2 separate regions of the Mus musculus genome follow, and region 1 is linked to region 2. Evidence: chromatin loops called from intact Hi-C (ENCODE). Cell type or tissue: heart. All regions are shown on one strand. Each heading gives the region's core, and the rest is flanking DNA. Links, peaks and the distances in the headings are about the cores only. Region 1 overlaps Mgll (monoglyceride lipase). Region 2 holds the start of Mgll (monoglyceride lipase).

Region 1 (4,000 bases), core at 1-4,000, 60 kb before region 2:
ACTGAATAAACACACCCTTTGCTTCTCCCAATCTGCACAGACAAGCAGTTGCTAGAACGGGGCTAAGGGGCTCTGCGCTTCTCTACTGGGGACCAAGAAGCTCATCACCTCGGCAGATCACGGTGGCAGGCCTTGCCCTAGACACTTGGCCATGCCCGAAGGCCACAGCCAGCCTGGAATATGGGCTCTGGAAAAAGCAGAATGCAAGGCAGAGTCCCTGGCAGGAGTCACGTCTGCCCTGCCTGGTTTGCTCAGTGCTATGGAAGAGTTATCAGGAGAATGCGTCAGGCCCAACACAGGGATGGAACACCAAGTCGCCCCATCGGATACCAGACAGCTGAGTGTCAATAGACAACTGGCCCCTCTGGGGCACAGGGGATGTAACTGTCGTGGGAAACAGGTGCTGAGGACCTGGGTAGAGGACTATCTTTTCATCCTTGAGATGGGCACCAACTCTGTCCCCTAGCTGGGTTCAGGTGCCACCTTGGAGAGTCGGAACATCTGAGGAGCCTTGGCAGAAGATGGGGAGCTGGCACCACACCCCACCAGACTGCCTGTCATGAGCTATTCCTGGAATTCTCCTGTCACGTGGCGCAGGAACCTAGGGCCACTTGCTTGAGAGCTGTGTCCAAGCCACGGTTCTCAGAGGCAAGTCCTGCAGCGCCTCAGAGCAGCTTCCATTAGCCCTAAGCAAGGAGAAGCAGGGTGGAGATGGGAATCTGGCTTTGCCACACTATGGCTGTGTCTCCTTGGACACGTTTTTCTAATGTCTCTGAGCATGCTTCCCGAACAGGGATACTGCAGGAATGAACACTGGCTGATTTGTGGGCAATGTTACTTGTACCACATGATGGAATTTCCAGTCAGGGGACAGTTGCTTAAACACAGGCCTTCTCTGACCCCACTTTACCCTCCCAGGGATTTGGTTCACAAGTCTGACCTTTACCATATACAGAGAGCACATACCCCACCCTCCCACCCCTGTCAGCTCCAATAACTGTCATTAAACAGCTGGGTGCCTGGAAGGTCAGCCACCAGCAGGCCTTGGTCTCTGTTCCCAGCACGGTGGTGTGGCTAGAGCGGGAGGTGGCTCTGAGGCTGACTGACACCGAGACAGCATCTGGGTGTGGGAGGCACCCTGGAGGCTGGTGACTGACTGCCAGGCTATGCTGAGTCCACTGGGCAGCTGACTTCTCCCACAGGCTCTGTTTCCTAAGAGCATTCAACGGGGTGCTGGCCTGTGTTGAGGGTGAGGTTCTTGTAGGCACTGGGATGAAGGTCTCTCCAGGCTTCTGCTGTATCATCATCCTTTATGGTGCCAGAGCCCACATGGGAGCTGCAGAGCCCCTGAGGACAACAGCAGCTGCCTCTAAGTTGACTGCCTCAGGCCAGAGCTAGCAAGCTGCGTTCCCACAGGCACGTCTTAGCACGTCTGTGTTCACACTGAGAAGACAGAGAGGCAGCTCATGCCAATCTGTTCTTTCCATGGTTCCTGTATATCCTTCCCGATCACACCTTGGGCAGGGACCCCTGGGGTCAAGCTCTCTGAAGGCCTTGAGTGTATATAGCTCCTCTCCCATGCGTATAGCCTCTCTCTTGGGAGTCCAGTCAGGCACTAAGGGCTCTTGGCACTCCAGGATGTCACTCATGACGCTAGGGTCCTCTTACCACAGTAGGGGCAATAGATGTGGCCCTAAGAATGCAGTTGTACTCAGAGAGCTGATCCTGCCTCAATCTCCATCACCTGCCCCTCCCCCCCCATCAATTTGCAGAGCAGAAAGCAAGAGAACGTTATGAAGGCCTTCTGAGCATGTGTTACCACCGTGCTACAGGCAAGTTGGTGACATGAGCAACAGAGGCCTAGGAAGCACCCTGCCTGCCCAGATGCCAGTCTGTTCCACTTGAGGACCAGCTGGGTACCACCCTGCCCCCTCTTTCCAGCCTTCCACTCATTACGCTTTTCCTGAGTGTTGGCAGAGGCCCAACCATTTATTTTTAGTTGTTGACGGGCTGGTCCCTTCCTGGTCCCGTGCTGCAGTTTGAGCCCTGTGGTGGCAGAAAGACTCAGCTCACCAAACACCCTATCCCTTTATCCAGTATTCAGCAATGCACCCCACACAACTATGTGGGCTCCTCAAGGTGTGTTTAAACAGAGACAGCCCCATCATACTTCTTCAAAGTTCCTTTGAGGAGCTCAGGGCCCTCTAAAGCCACGTCCTGCTAAACCTTCACAGGCAGCGACCGCAAAGCTAGGAGCATAGCGCTCATGGCCAGGGCCCAACCTGTGGCTTCAGTTGTTAAGGACCTGAAGAGCATTCTCGTCCCTGAGGATGAGAAGGGGAGAGGCCTCCTGGTGGATCCACTCTGCAGAGGCAGCTGCACACAGAAGACAGCTCCCCCACACATACAGGAAGTAGGGACAGAGAGCCAGGCCCTTGCCTGGTAACAGGAGCAGTGGGACTTTTTCCCAGCTCTGGCCTCGGAAGCTGCCCCTCTCACCTCCCCAGCCTCCCTCCGCCTCCTCAGTAGTGCAAGAAGATCACATTCTGTCCCACTGCTTGGTGGCTGAGGGCAGACACATGCTCCACCTTCTGTGACTGCCTGTAGGAACACATTCAGGATTTAGACAGAAGCAGGACACAGTCCAGGTCCTTGTTACCTAACGAGGATGCAGGGGACTTAAATTTAGACTGTGCCTGTGCATGGTGGGGAGCCAGCTCTGCGGAACTGCAGTGGCACACGTGCGGACATACTCAGTGGATCTGCTGAGCCAGCTCAACAGCCAGGGGAGAGCGGAGTGCTCCAGGAGTGGGCCCCACAGGGGACAGTGCCTCCAGATATATGTCTTTCCTGTTTTTAATTCTATTTCAAAATAGGGTTTCACTCTGTAGACTAAAGCAGGGTAGCTCTGAGCTCAAGATCCTCTTGTTTTGGCCTCCTGTCTGATGGGGCAGGCACTCCTCTGGAGATCTGAGGGGGTGGCCTGAGTGACTCCATTTTGCCCAAGTGTTAGCTAATTCCATCTTACATTTTGCCCAGCTGCTCCCTAGTCCCTGCTAAGCACACATCCTGCTAAACAGGTCGTTCTCATACATCTGCACTTGAAGGTTCTGGAAGATCCACTGCATAAAATAAATTATTTTAGTCAACTGAACTGAAACTTTTGAAACTCCAGTCCCTGGCCTGCCTCTGGTGTGATGTAGTTGTGGTTTTGGCTTTAGAAACCCTACCCTCCCTTCCCTTCTCCAGAGTTGAGAGTTCTTTCTTGCATGAGCCTGCTCTCGGCCACTGGCAAATAAAGGACTCTCCTCTGTCGGACTTTTAGGTGACACTCTTGGGTCCTGCCTGGACACAACATCTGAAGGCCTGAATGAGATTTTTGCCACTGGGGCATGGGGGACGGGGGGGGGGGGGGGGGGGGGACGACGGGTTGCCCAGCCTCACTCTGAGTCTCTCTGGTTTGGTGAACTATTACAGAAGCGGTGATCCCTGAAACATCCCTGGTCCAGGTAACTCACACCAGGGCCAGAGAATCCCAGAATGAACACTGTTTGCCAACATCAAAACTGACCAAGTCCTCATGGGCCTCTCTGACATCTCTGTCTGGGCTAGTCTCTCGTTTGGAAGTGAACATGGACAGGGACCCTTCCCCAGCGCCTTCCTGTGGGAGTCAAGACACTGGGGAATCCTAGTTGGCAATTTTTGGTTAAATGCTTGTCTTATGTCTGTCTGTCTCTGTGGATGTCTAAGTGAGTGACTGTGCAGTCTAGTTTGTCTAGTCTCTCTGTGCTTTTGCATTTGTCATGGTTTTCTAGAGGAACAGAAATTATAGCATATTCTCTCTCTAGTAAATCCCATATATACATACGTGTACACACACACACACACACACACACACATTTTTTTAGAATGGCGTACAGGCTGTGGTCCCGCAATTCCAACAATGGCTGCTTATGAACAGAAGGCCCAAGAATCCAGTCCACAAGGCTGGATGTCTCAG
Region 2 (14,662 bases), core at 1-4,000:
TCTCCTTCATGCCTCCTGCCTGGAACCTTCTTTTTTTTTTTTTTTTTTTTTTCTGAATGCACTTCCCCACCCCCAAATCCTTGCTCCCAGTAGCGGTCAACTCTCCAGCCCTGCTCCTACATCCATCGCATCCATCACAAGGCAGATGCTGACATCCGAAAGCCAGCTCAGCTGAAGCCAGGACGTTGGCTTGCTGTCTCTAACTGGAGCAAAGGCAAGTGAGCTGGGAGCTGCCTGCATGGCAACTTCTGTGGGGGGGAAGATTGTGAAAACCACCCACAGCCTAGGCAAGGGCAGCCAACTTGGCCATTCCTGGCCCAGTCCACTACTTCCCTTCCCCCACTGAAGACTGCAGGCCCTCTGTGTTTTACTGTGAACTGGGGCACTGTCACTACTCCACCAACAAAGCCTGCAAAGGCTGAGGCTGGACATGAACAGTGGACTTTCAGTCCCTGGTCCCCTCCTGGAGTGACTGAACCGCTCACTATACAACAACTTGTTAGAAAGTATAAAGAGCGCTCAGTGCTGGTAGCGGTTAGCTCTGGGGGAATTAATGATTAATGAGGACAGCAATGCTCCACGCACCACACACCTGCACACTTGCACACCCGGGCACACTCTCCTCCAAGAGCTGGCAGGAACAATCACCAACCAGCCTATGCACCACTGCCCACTTTGAAAACACACAACTTGGTGTAGCTGCACAGAAGCTAGGGCATTAAAGTCACTCCTTCTGCACTGTTAATAGGAATCCCTCTGGATTGCACCCACCTTGTTGAGAGAGCTACAACTGGGTAACCCCAGAGCCACGGTGGGAGCACAGTTCATACCCACCAGGACCCCTTGGGAGACAAGAGGCCCATGGAGCAGGTAAGCTTTCCCCAAAACAAGGAACAGGAAACAGTGACTAGTCACCAGGCCAAGGTTGCTACAGCTACTCTCTTCCCTGATTATCACAAACAAGCCGGGCTTTTCCTGCTTCACCCAAGAGGAACAGGGTGGTGGGGAGCAGCTGCGGGGCTGGGCACAGCCCCAGTCTGTCTCCAGCAGCAAGGCAGATCCTGGATAGGAAAGTCACTGAGCTGGCGAGAAACCAGAAGGAGACCCCAGGCCCCTCTCCTCCCAGCTAGCTGGGTGTCATCTCTGAAGCTCAGAACTAAGCAGGAGCACACAGCAGAGGTTAAAAAGACAGATACGCGCACATATAATTTTAGTTTTCTTATGCATTCGCTGGCTTTTTTTTTTTTTTAAATTGTTGGGTTTGCTTTTAAATAAATGCTTGCAACAGGGAATCAATTCTGGTACAAAAAAAAAAGTCATATGAATCTTTGAAAACTGCCAGACAGTGGACTCCTATCCTAGTTGTAGTGAAAAGAGAACTCTTGAGCCGTCATTTTAAAGAAAAGCATAAAGTATAGCTCACAACTTTGCTAACACCGCTGTGCCAGGGGTGTCAGTGACATGAGAGGCAGGTCACGGAAAGGGTGGCCCTCATGATGACGGAGGAGGAGGAGGAGCAGGTGCGATGAAGGAGGACGAAGAGGAGAGGACTTACTTGGGTGTGCCACTGGGCTTCCAGTATCTACAAAAGAGGTACTGTCCGTCTGCATTGACCAGGTGAGGCAGGTCCTGGTAGGGAACATTCTGTGGAGTTCGCCTGGGTGAACTTGCCTCAGGCATCCTGCAGGGGTCTTTAGGCCCTTGGAAGAAAGGTGGACATATTCTAAAGTCAGAAATACACTTATGTCCATATGGGAGGAAAGAAAGCCTTTTTTGAGTCAGGACTGTGGCTGTGGCTTCTTTTCTAGGCAATTAAACAAAAAACAAAAAACAAAAAACAAAACAAACAAACAAAAAAAACCCCACCAAACCCCAATTTGATATATATATTTTAAAATTACATACATCTCTTGCAAACCCCTTCAAGATTGAAAAGTCCTGTTTGTCCTTAAGAAAATGCTCACTTTATTTTTTTAAAGTGCCTCAGTATAGCCCCCCTCCCATCTGTGTTTATTTTAAATCATCTCAGGAAACTTCATCTTAAAGACTATTTTAGCTGTAATCAAGCGGAAATTACAGTCAGTTCCGTGGGTACAAAGCCCCAGCTGCAAGGACCCATCTCTCCTAAAATCTCCACTGTGCGGGTTTCAGGGGGCATAATAAGTAGGTGACGCGCCCCAAGCGATTTTTCCCTTCTGAATGCCAAAGATGCCATGACAAACCTGTTTCCATTAGTCTTGGCTTTTGCATTCCACTACCGCCACAGCCTCGAGTATCAGCGCCAGGCAAACGAGGGCTGTTCCCTCATCGCGGCCGCAGGGCAGCACCACGGGGTCCGCGCCCTCCCCGCCTGGGCTGCAGGGGTGCGAGTTGCTCCCTCCTGCTGCTCCAGCTCTAGCTCATGTCGCCACTTTTCCAGAACACACCCCTGAAGGGGTTCCGGGAGCGAGGGACAGCCGGTCCCCAGCCCGGAGCTGCTGCGAGACGCGCTCCGCGGCACCGCGCATTCGCGCAGATGCGGGTCCCCGAGCAAAGTCACCCCGATTCTCCGACAAACTTTGCCTCTTGCCCGCCCGCGACCGCTTAGGGAAGGAAACCTCGCGGCTGTCATCGGCACGCCACACAGGACGTGGACCTGGCCGTTGTTCCCACACCGGTCTGGGAAGATGCAGTTGACGGGCACAAGTCTGTTTGGGGGTTGGTGCGAGGGCGCGAGGGGCGCGTTCACGCGCACACGCTGACACGCGCGCACACTCGTGCGCACGCACACGCGCGCAGGGGACCCCTGGCGGCGGCTCCTATCCTGAGGCAGGGGCGGGAGGCAGTTACCCGGGCCACGAGCGCCGCTGTCACGTTCCCCGAGCACCACGCGGGTCCGGGTCTGCGGCGGGCTAGAGCCAGACTACTGCGCGCGGCCGGCTGCGCAGCGATAGGGCGCGGCGTCTGCGCCGCCACTTTATCCCCAGCCGCTCGGCGGCGGGGGCGGCCCGCTGGGTGGGGACGCGCGGGGAGGCGGCGCCGGGGCCCCACGTGTGCCCGGCCCCCGGGGAGGAGCGGGGCATCGCCCGCCGACCTGCCTCGCGCTTTTCCTGGCCGCGTGGGGGACCTTCACGGGGCACTGAACCGAATTATGGGGCCCTTCCAGCCCATGCGCACAGTCGAGAACACAGACCCTCACACTGGTCCCCGGAGCAGAAACACGCTCACTAGAACTGCATGCACATGTTTACAGTTGCACACGTGCGAGACCCACATTCAGATAGCACAGGTGTAGGCACACCCACAAGGACACATCCTCAGGACCCTTCCCCAGATACAAACTACACACAGAGGTACAAGTGAATGTCACAGTTACTACATGAATACAAACACACAGCATGGACGCACACGCCCTAGACACCATGCACACAGATAAAAACAACACACCACACACACAGTGAGTGTCAGCGCAGAAACCACAGCTCTCATCTTACAGGGGAAAAGATTATTCTGGAGCCATTTTGAATGACCATGAGCTGGAAACACAGATTTAAGTTACCCCTAATTCCATGTTCCTATGTGAAAGCAGTTTCGGGAAGTTTTTTGGGTTTTTTTGGTTTTTGTTTTGTTTTGTTTTGTTTTTAAAATAGTTTTACAGAACAGATAAAGCCGTATATCAAGGCAAGTTTAAAATACATTGGTGGGTACAACAGAGAGTCAGGTAACAGTGAAATGGGAAAGTGTTCCTATAGGCTCAAAATGCTATCTGATAGCATTGCTAACTTTTGGATTTGTAGAAGCTAACTATCGTGTTAAATCAATAGTTAAACAGTGTTCATCTATTGCCTCAAGAAGTTAGTTCTAACAAAGAGGGGCAAGAAAGAAATGGCTGTTCCTGAGGGCCCGAACTTAGCCCAAAATAAAGTAATTTGCCTCTGGACCTGGAACATTCCAACCTCTCCATAGTACTGAAACTTTAATCAGCCAGCTAATCTCAGCAGACACAGCTTCCCTTTAGTTTTCCGCCTCAGCAGCAGAAGTAGCTCCTTTCCCCATGTTTTTGTTCACAACAGAGAAAAACAACACACCATATACACCCAGAGAGCTAAAGATGCGTGACATTCACGCACAAGCGCTTAGAGCTCTGAGAAGGAAGCAGACATACTGCAAGCAAACACACACACACACACACACACACACACTGCATGAAACCATTTCCCCTAGGTGCCCCAGGATCCAGGTCCCACTAGCACAGCTGCCTATGTGGCTGTGGAGTCTGGAATCCAGCACTAAATTTACAGCCTGTCCACTGTGTCCTATGCCTGCCACCTGTGAGTGACAGCTGCAGAGGAAGGATGACCCCAACCCACACCCATCTCCTCAGGCTTTCCAGGGCTTTCTTCTTGGCCAACCACTTTGCAAAATAGCAGGGTTGAATAGTATCATTGTCAGGGCAGCACAGTGGTAGTGTCCACCTAAGGTGAGGCTGCAATCTAACTTGACTTGAATGGTAAAAGGGGTCTCTGAAAGACAGATTGGTTGCAGGCCATGCAGAAGGACCTAGCTCACCCTCTGCCTTAGGCAGGTCTCCAGGGCTTGGACACAGAAGGAGTGGCTAAATGACTTCTTGGAGTTGATTTTGTATTTCCTGGCAGGTCAGGATTAGGGTAAGCAAGCTCAGGCGAAGGACTGGGAGCCTGTTCTCAAAGCTGGACTGGGCCTTAACAGTATCCTTACTATTCACTTCAGCTGTGGTTTACTGAGAGCAAGGGTAGCAGGGTCCTGAAGCCACGGGTTTGAATGTTCCTAGCACTGGTGTTTTGTGACTTTCAATGGTTTGAGAGTTTTGAGAAGAACGGTCCCTTGAGCTGTCAACAGAGTCTCCCCTGAATCTAGAGTTGCTCCCGCTTGATCAGAGAGAGAGTTAAGAGAGTAGAGCCTTGTGTGATTCCTGTAGTCTGGCTCTTCAGGGAATGAGATAAGCCATCCCTAGAGGCCATGAGCTCTCTGCCATCCTCAGCAACAGTAGCATTCAAATCCACCGGGGAAAGACCATAGGTTTAAACCAAATTATAATTAAATGAATTTATTAGTTACTGCTAGCAGGTCGACAGCCTAAAAGCCAAATTAGGCCATGCCACACAGGAGTGGTAGAGGAAGGGTTTGTAAAGGTGAGCACTGTAAACGTCTCATTTGTGTGCAGTGTGTAGCTGAGGGAGAAACTGCTTTCAGTCCTTGCAGCTGTGGATCTGTTTGTCTCCCTCTGTAGACAACCTTAAAGGAGCTGTCCCATGCCCTGGCAAAAGCGATACATGGGATACAAAAGCCAGAGTAGGAAGTGAATTATCTCACAGCAGTTTTACAGTTTTGAGGAGGGGGGACAAGGAGTCAGAGTTGTTGAAGCTTATCTTTTAGGAATTTAGAATGGGTGCCTAGCACAAAATGGAGATTTCCTTACCCATCACAGTAAGTCCCCGGAAAAGGAAGAGAGAAACTAAGCTAGTTGCTTGTAATGGCAACTTCTTCTTTCAGAAACACAGAACAATATCATAATGCTATTAGATTTACTTTTTATTTTATTTTATTTTTTTGAGACAGGGTCCTACTCTCTAGCACCGTATGGCTTGGAACTCATAGATATTTACCTGTCTGCATCCTAAGTGCCGCCATACCCAGAATAACATTGGATTTATACAATCAAGAAAAGGTATTTCCATCCACTGAGACCTCTCATAGCTCTCTTCAGAGGCACATCTCCTTCCCATTCTTTTCCTCTTTCCCTACAGCCTCTGGCAGTCTTGGCTTTGTTCTCTATTTCTAAAGTTTTGTCATCTCAGGTTCTTTTGCAAATGGAATCATGAGATAGATACTGCTTGTAACCTTTAGTACTTTTCCCATTGAACACAATCTGTGTTTGATTATCCGTGTTCCAAGCTTAGATGCACCACAGTACTGAACAGTGTGGTTTCTAGTTTACAGCTAATTCTGAATAAAGCCACAATGAACACTGGCAAGGCACAGAGAATCCAGCGTACAGGGCTGTTAAAACAGGATTACCTTCGGTTCAAGATCAGCCTTGTTGGCAGAGCCAGACCTTGTCCCCAATGAACAAGAAAGGAAAAGGAAATTGCTTGCTTAGTTTTCTAAACAGCTGTCAAATGTTTTCCAAAGCAGCTGTATCTGTTTACATTTCCACTGTCAATGCCATAAAAATAATGCTTAATATATTTTTATTGTACATTTATATATGTGTGCCTGGGTATATGTAATGTTTATGTAACGTGTACCACAGGTATGCACTACTTGAACCCAGGTAGGTCAGAAAGGGGCATTAGATCTCCTGGAACTGTGGTTATATATGGGTGGTTGTGAATTGCCACGTGGCAGTGAAGCCAAACTGGGGTCTTCTGCAAGAGTATCCTCTTAACTGCTGAGCCATCTCTCCACCCTCCCCTCCCTGATCTTTATTTTTAGCCCTTCTATTGTGGGTCTTGTGGATTTATCTGCATTACCCGATAGCTTATGCTGTTGAATGCCTTTCTGCGTGCCTGTCTTCTCCATTTCCCAGTGAAATGCCTCATTGTGCCTTTTGACCATCTTCTTAGTGTGTGTTCTTAAACAGTTGAGTTCTGAGAGTTCTGGATGCGTTACAGATACGAGCCTTGTGTCAGACATGTGATTGGCAAGTTTTCTCGTGGTTTATAGTCTGTGTCTTCAGCCTCTTCAGAGGGTCATTTGCAAAGCAAAAGCTTTAATTGGGGTCAAAAACAAATGTTTAGTGTTTGCTTTAATGGATCACATATTTGGTGTTAAGTCAGAGAAGCGCTTGCTTAGTCCTGCATTTGAGACTATCCTCTTGTGTTGACGGCTAAAAGTTATATTGTTGTATATTTTATGTTTAACCCATTTACAGTTAATTTTGATTAAGGTCTGAGATTTAGATCAGAGTTCTTTTTTTGGGTGGGGAGGGGAGTCCACATACATCATTTGCTCGTGTTCCCTTAGCTGGGAAAAAGTTTTGGTTTTTTTCCCCATGAATTGCTTCCATTTTTTCTCAAAATTCTGTTGATCTTTCTGTGTGTTTCTGTTTCTGTCTCCCCATTCTATCCCATCGGTCTTCTGTGCCTCTGGCAATACCATGGTCCCAGATTGTTAAAGTTATCTATAAATTCTATATACTGATATTCTTTAATTTTTATTTCACAAGATTGGTTCCACTATTCTAGTTCTTTCACCTGTTGCTATAATTTTTTTGATCAGTGTTACCTATACCAATTAAAAAGGCCTGCTGAGATTTTGACAGGAAATACATTAAACATAGATGTCAATTTGCTTAGCGTTGACATTTCCAAGGTTAAGTTTTACAAACTACAAAAATGGTACGTCTATCTAGTTCTTTCTTTCAACACCGGGCAGTAGTTTTAACAGCATACAAGTCTTAACATAAATATTTTAGATTTATACTTTTATTTAAGTAATTATAAATGTCTTGTGTTGTCTCTTTCAGGGCACTTAGATTAATTTCTAGTCTATGCTGATAAAATTGGTTTTTGTTTCTTGGACCTGTAATTTGTAACCTTGCCTAACCTACTTGTTAGCTTGGGTCTTGTTAACTTATTTGATGGCTTGTTGGCTGACCTGGGGTTTTCTACTTGTGCCATCATTATATTTAAACCGTTTCTTGTATACAACATGTAGTTGCATTTGGATTTATTGATTTTAATTTTATTTATTTGTTTATTTTTGGTGCAGGGAATCAACAGCAAAGGATTGGTGAGCTGCAGAAATTCTCATGGATTGTTGTCTTCTCACACAGCAGAAGACGTCAGGGACCCCTTTCATTCTGGTATTCTCACTGCAGATAGGCTCTGTGGAATAACAGTTCTTCCCACCCCCCTGCGTATTTTTAAAATGTTTTGTTACCTCTTCTGGCCATGATAGTGTCTAGTGATGCCCTCTCCCATTCTCACAGATGATGCCGTTTCCCTCTTAGTACTTTCAAGATGGCTCTCTGTGTCTGGTTTTCAGAAGTTTCACCATGTGTCTTGGTGTGGATTCTTTAGGTTTATTTTATGCTTGTTCAGCTTCTCTAATCTGAAGAAGTCAAGGTTTATGTCTCTTGACAAATTCAGAACATTTTCACATGACCAACATTATTATTATTAAATGGTTTCTCTGTGTAGCCCTGGCTGTCCTGAAACTCACTCTGTAGACCAGGCTGGCCTTGAACTCAGAACCAACATTATTTTTTTAGATCCTTTAAGCCCTGCCCTCTCTTTCCTTCTCCAGGTCTCTTGGTTTTCCTTTCCTTAGCCCCATGACTGTTGTCCAACCTTTGTGCTCTTCTCTATGGCTTTGACATTTCTGGGTTACTGAATTCCTGGACACCAAGGGATTTAGAAAACAAACCCTAAGCTGAGTCAACTTAACACTGTCCTAGGGTTCCAGACCCTCCTTTGCCATTTTCCTCTATCAGCTTGGATAAAATATGTTCACTTTGCAGACATAGCCCATAGTGTTCATATTTAACAGGAAGAGGAGGCAAGCATATTCCCTTCACCTTGGTTGGTTTTGTTTTTGTTTTTGAGACAGGGTTTCTCTGTGTAACCCTGGCTGTCCTATACTCACTTTGTAGACCAGACTGGCCTCAAACTCACAGAGATCCTCCTGCCTCTGCCTCCTGAGTGCTGGGATTAAAGGTTTGGGCCACCACACCTGGCCTTATTCTTTTCTCCTTCACAGAGCACAGCAAGGAAGTCACTAGCAGTCCTTGCCTGTGTTGTGCACACAGAAACCTCCAGAACAGGACATCTCTAGATCTCTAGACGCAACCAACTCGAACAAGAAATTGCCTGTGGCAGGCTCTTCTGTAACTACCAGGACCTGGCGAGGGGACAATTTGAGAAAAAGTGTCATCTTTCTACCCACTCAAGAGCTTTCATGTGGCCTGCAATGCCCTGAGGCTTGAAGACATTGGTCACGCTGGAAATCCCAGTGAAGAAGGGGAAAGAACACACTAGAAGGCAGCCAGAACACAAGCACTTCTACCACAGAAACTTCAGTGAATGTGACTAGACTTCTCACAGTCCTCAGGATCCCGACTGGTGTAAACCTCTATTATAAGTCTTTTGTGGTGGAAGAAAAGTGGAGACCAGGAATACAAGTTGTGCTTAGAGAAAAACGACAGAGCGGGTGTAAGACTTGGCATGTGAAGTCAGGTGAAATGAAGCTGAGTAATTTGGGCCTCAGAAACTAGTAGTGCTGGCCAGCTGGGTCACTTCCTGGTAAGTTTCTTCACCTCAATGACCTGCTTTCTCACCTGAAGCAGGGGAAACCCCTAGCCAAGACTATGACTGTGGTACCTGTGGCTTAGCTCCACTAAACTGCAAGTGTCAAACTTGACACAAGAAAAAGAGCCTTGGCATATGAAATTTTTAATCTGAATTTTAGACAATGTTGATTACACATTGCAAACCTAGATGTCCTCTGCTGGGCATGTGAGGTATAAGATGTTGATGGGACAGGGTACTTTCTGCTCTAGGACAGTGAGAGGATGTGTCTCTTTCTGCTGGGACAGGGGGTGCTTGAGCGGCAGCAGGCTTGTGCATCTGGAATTGGAGCTCTGAGACTGAAGTCAGCCCAGAAACAGTCCCTGGAGCTGAGAGGGCATCACCCTTGACTGAGGGATGGCAGCAGAGGTGTGGCTGGGCAGTGCAGACACTGCTCCTGTCAGCAGGGGACTTGGCCCGTGAGCACATTTACAATATTTGCATTGCTAACCAATATCTAACAACCATGACATCTCACCCAGTAATGCTAGTTATTGAGTCCTAGCTAGATTCTCTCTTGCATTGACAGCAGGTCACAGGTCAGAGCTGCCTCTGGGGATTGATTGTTGTCTGCTAGAGAGCCTTGGCTCCCTCCATGGTCCTTCCTTTAAAAGACAAATGCCAAACAGAGCACATCACTCATTGTAAGCCATTTGTACCTCTCCTTACTTCCCACCCCTCATCCAGGTTCCCTTGAAAATATCCAACTCGGATTTCCAGGTTGTTTGACTGGGTGGTGCTTTCCTGAGTCACTTACATGGAGGAAGGGAGGAGGCTTGGGAAGCAGGGGTCAAGTTCAATGTGGGCTTCTGAAAAACATTGTTGGTTTCTCTGGGGGAAGCCAACCCGGAAGGCCGGACGAGATATACAGTAGGTCAGAGTGGAGGTGAAGGTTTAGGAGTTGCCATTTGTGAGCAGTGATGTCATGAGCAGGCTTTACACAGGGAATGTGATCTGGAAGGACGATGTGTCCTGGGGCGCTTCCTGTGAGAAAGAGAAAAAAAATGGGAAAGAGTGATATAGAAGTGATAGATACAGGAGTCACAGGAGCAGGATTCACATTCTAAAGTCATTGCATGCTCCCAGAAAGAGCCTGAAACTCCCCAGAAGCAAAACAAAAAGCATTGAGAGTTATACACTAGGGCCAGCATCACTGCGAAGTTGGAGAGAACCCACTTCACAGATGAGTAAGGAGAGACATCAATTTGCATTGACTTACAAAGTGATTGGAAGCAAGTGTAGACAGTCCTTTCCAGGCTTCTGCAAAGAAGAGGCAACACAGGGAAGAATGAAGCCACTGGACCCTAGAGCCTGGCCACTAGGACTAAGATCCTAGCTCTGCTGGCCTGGGACTCCGTGATCACAATCAAGTGCATGGCTCACTTCCTGTCCCTATACAAGGTCTGTTTTGTGGAAAGAAATGGAACACTCAGGCTGAGTACTAAGCACAGTGCCTACTGCAGGGTAGGTGAGGTGAAAAGAACTCCATTAGGCTCGTAGGCACAGTGGAGAGGCAGGGAGAGCTGTCCAGCTGGTGCTGTTAGAATCAGAAAGCGACAAGAAGTACAGTGAGTGGGGTGACTCCAAGCAATGTGTGTGGTGCGTGTCTTAAAAACACTGGAAATATCCTGCACGTTTCATAATAAAGAATTGATAAAGGTTTGCAGCTATAGCTGTGTTTAACATGATTTAAACTCTACACAACGTGTGTGTGGATTGAAACATTACATTCTATCCTACAAATTTGATTGTTTCTGACACATAAGGCACACTCTGAGAACCACACCGTCGCACAGCCTAACCCTTCACCCCCAGGCTCCAGTTTTCTGTCAGTCTTCAATCAAGGCCAGGAGCCATTGCCTCAGCAGGCAAAAGCACAGGCTGACAAGCTGCTCTCCATCCCCAGGACCCACCCGAAAGTGATACAGGAAGGAGCCAGCTCCACGATTCTCTTCTCTAACTTCTGCCTGTGTGCCGTGAGAGATGTGTCCCCTGCCTAATGCATGTGTGTGCTCTCTCTCTCTCTCTCTCTCTCACACACACACACACACACACACACACACACACACACACAGACACACACACACACAGAGACAGACATACACACACACAGAGACATACACACACACATACACACACAGACATACACACACACACACACACACACATACACACAAATAAATCAATAAACAAATAAATTTTAGAGACCAAGGTTCCCAGTAATCCTTCTGGCCTCAGAAATTCTATTTTTGCTAATTCTATATTTAAGGCCAAGGACTAGGTCTCTTGGGAAAGGTCATTGAGTACAAAGGAATCTACTGAGAGGGAAATGAAGGTTCCTACCCACATGCTGCTGTCCATAAATGCTTTTGGCAAGTCCAGAATTCAGCAATTAGTAGCTGGGCCCAGGCACCCTAATGAGATTCAGACTGAGCGTCAAAGAAGAAATTCTTTCACCGACTAACCGGGTTAGTGAAGCGAAGAGAAGTTGTACACACTGAAAAATACTCCACAAATAGACTTCTAGCAACTAAACGTGGTGGGGTGCACACTGTATGGTTCTACTTTATCTTTTTTTTAAAAAGCCTCTGACTTAACACTAAAGTGTAGCCTTTGAAGGCAAATGAGGGTGAATATGTTTAGACAGGGAAAGTCCGCTGAAGGCCTGGCCGACCGTGGAAAGAGCTGAGGCACGGTTAAGCAGGGAGGGCAAACTGACAACATCTCCCAACAATGCCATTTTGTTTTATCTGATATTTGGGGAGTGCTATGCCTTATCTTTATTTTTCTATCTGTCTGTCTGTCTGTCTGCCTTTTGTTTGTTTCTGTGATGGGATTTGAACCTATGGTTTCCAGCACAAGGCAATCTCGTGTGGCTGTTCACACTCCCACTCCTGGGTTTTTTTTTCTTGGCTGGTTTGGGTCAGGAAGGTCTTGTTTTCTGAATGCTGGTAAACAGGGCACAGTCCCTGGGACCCAAGTTGGCTCTTGGACCTACAAACTTAGTCATATTAAGTTACTTAGCCTCTCTATGCCTCAGTCTCCTCATCAGCAAAACATAGGTAATGAATTCTTCACAGGATTATCGGAACACATAATGAACTGATAGATGGTGTTGTTAGGATGACTGACTCGCAGTAAGTGTTTTGTGTGCCATTGATGGGGCTGCTCTCTGCAGAACACTGGCAGTTCTCCTAACAGTAGCCCTTGCCTGTACCCCAGAACCAGTGCCCCTTAGACAGTGTCCCAATGCCTGTGTCTTGAGCATCCTCCAGCAGACCTCAGGGAAAACTTTGCACATGAAGGTGTCCTTCGTGACGCAACTGAGGCATAGTGATGAGGAGACTTGTCTGAGACTGAAGCAAGTTCTTAATCCGTGGGCACTTAGCTTCGAGCCAGATGCAGCTGGGGCCTCCCCGCACACCTGGCCTGCTGCTTAACATTGTTCTCTTGTCTTGCCAACAGGTTCTCAGTATTTCATAGGGGAAATGGGCTAAAAACCAGGAACTGGGGGGCTTGGGGTTTTCACCCACACTTGCCACAGGCCTGAGTCATAGCCTTCAGATTCATAAGAGGTTTACACGGATCTCTATTTTCTTTAGTTTGTTTAGCGTGCAAAGTGAAAACTGCACAGTCAACCCTGTGCCCAGGCTCTCCATTCAAGAATTCAACCAACGTTGGGCCAACAGTGTTGGAGGGAACTGTGTCTGTCTATGCTGAACATATACAAATCACTTCCTGTCGCTGTTTCCTACCAATGCAGTACACCAACCAATGACACAGCACAGGTTACATGTTAGCTGTGTGACATGGGAGGTGCAATGTGACTTGAAGCATGCATAAGATGAATGAAAATGCTCTGTCATTGTGAACAAGTGACCCAAGCATTCTCTGAGTTGCTCATCTGAAGAGGAAGGAAGATTCTGAGGATGGTGAGGGAGCAACTCTATTTCCCCTCAAGAAGTGAGCATCATGTTGTGTGTTCTAAGGACAGCTGTCAAAGCTACCCAGAGCCCAGGAAGTATAAAGACTCTCCCTGAGCAGAGTGTGATGCTCATCAACATCATGACAAGGCAAAGCAAAGAATTCCAGGTCCTGGTCCCAATCTGTCATTTCTGTTCCTGATCTTCCAGCCTCTGCTGGGTGACAGGTGGTCAACAAGCATCAAATTCCTTTGGCTAAATAATGCAGGGCTGATGTCTGTGGCTTAACCTACTTACCTGCCCTGTCAATGCTGCTGTGAAAGTCCTTGGCAGAAGATAGGCAGCTACAAGCGGCAGAAAAGGAGACCACAGGAGCTTAGGTAAAGCTGCCTGTAGGGAAGAAAGGATGAGCAGATGGTAGGAGGAACCTGAGAAGTCCCTTTGAACCAGTCAGCAGCAGAAAGGCAATGAGCAGGAACTATGGCAAACCCAGAAGTTGGCACATTGAAGTCTCAAAGGATGCAGGACCACAGGGCAGGAGGACAGGAGAGTGCCCTGCAGTTGAGGATCTGGAAACAGGAAAGTAACAAGTGGAGAGAGGAGAATTTCCAGGGGCTCCACAAAAAGGGTCCTCCACAGGATGACTTACAAATGAAACCAGGACTGGGGGTGGACTTGGCCAGCATACTTGAGTCCTGGTTCAATTCCCAGTAAACCCCCTCCCCCAAATGAAACCAACTATTGTTCTAGGAACAGCTTGGACAGTGGATGCCAGTACTTATTCATTCTGTCATTCATTCACTCAGCATTCATTCATTAAGTACCTGCCCTATGCAGAGTACTACACCAGGTGCTAGGATGAACTCACTCTACTCTAGTGATTGACATCTGTAGGAGGAAAGGGACATGAAAACCAATTGGCTCAGCTAGAGCGGTAGAAGGGGCACATAGAGGATGGAGCAATGGCTCCTACAAGAAATCTTTGGTGGAGGAGCACATCACCGACAGCCAGAGCAGGGCTTTCGAGGCCTCCAGTGAACTGTATAGGGTCTGCCATTTTGTTTGGTGCTTGGCATACTCCAGGCTTGGGTGAAGGAGAACAAGTTCAAAGCCAAGGTGTATTTACTTGGGTTCCCAACGGCCTCCTAGAGACATCCACATACTGTACTCCCCTGGGTCCTGAGTACCCCAGTGTGTCTCTGAATCAGTGCTGGAACCTGTCTTAGTGTGATGTCAGATCACAATTCTACATAAAGCGTTGACACGTAGGAGTATGGGGGAGGTCAGAGAACAAGAACCAAAGTGCTGTTGGTTGGGAACAACAACCTCCAGTATTCACGGCTCCTAACATCCACTTTATGTTTATGAATGATTAGAAGAAGAAGCTCAAAGGCTCTAGATAGTGATGAAAGGGCCTCCAAGAGTCTGCTT

What was found. Peaks named below come from ENCODE experiments on the same cell type or tissue, not always from the same donor. Only the 100,000 strongest peaks of a DNase experiment are listed, where the experiment ranks them.
Region 1: a loop joins it to region 2, with 2.6 times the contacts of the local background. A loop is called at or near these places in 6 of 42 quality-filtered maps.

The regions. Positions count from the first base shown.
Region 1 is chr6:88,783,481-88,787,480 of GRCm38, reverse strand. The region is part of intron 3 of Mgll (monoglyceride lipase); the gene reads right to left. Among named protein-coding and RNA genes, the nearest start is that of Gm26588, 43 kb to the right of the region's middle. In heart, for the core only: a CTCF peak has its summit at 2,354; DNase peaks (open chromatin) are centred at 510, 1,322, 1,950, 2,580 and 2 weaker places; H3K4me3 peaks cover 293 bases; H3K27ac peaks cover 3,732 bases.
Region 2 is chr6:88,712,739-88,727,400 of GRCm38, reverse strand. It overlaps Mgll (monoglyceride lipase), which reads right to left and starts at 2,989. Exons shown (of 8, transcript NM_011844.4): 1 at 2,830-2,989; 2 at 1,556-1,700. The coding sequence starts at 1,680. Gm26588 (a long non-coding RNA gene) reads left to right here. Exons shown (of 5, transcript XR_377840.3): 2 at 1-870; 3 at 5,574-5,686; 4 at 7,732-7,825; 5 at 8,722-10,978. In heart, for the core only: CTCF peaks have their summits at 1,683 and 2,800; DNase peaks (open chromatin) are centred at 270, 960, 1,550 and 2,980; H3K4me3 peaks cover 1,488 bases; H3K27ac peaks cover 1,137 bases; H3K27me3 peaks cover 492 bases.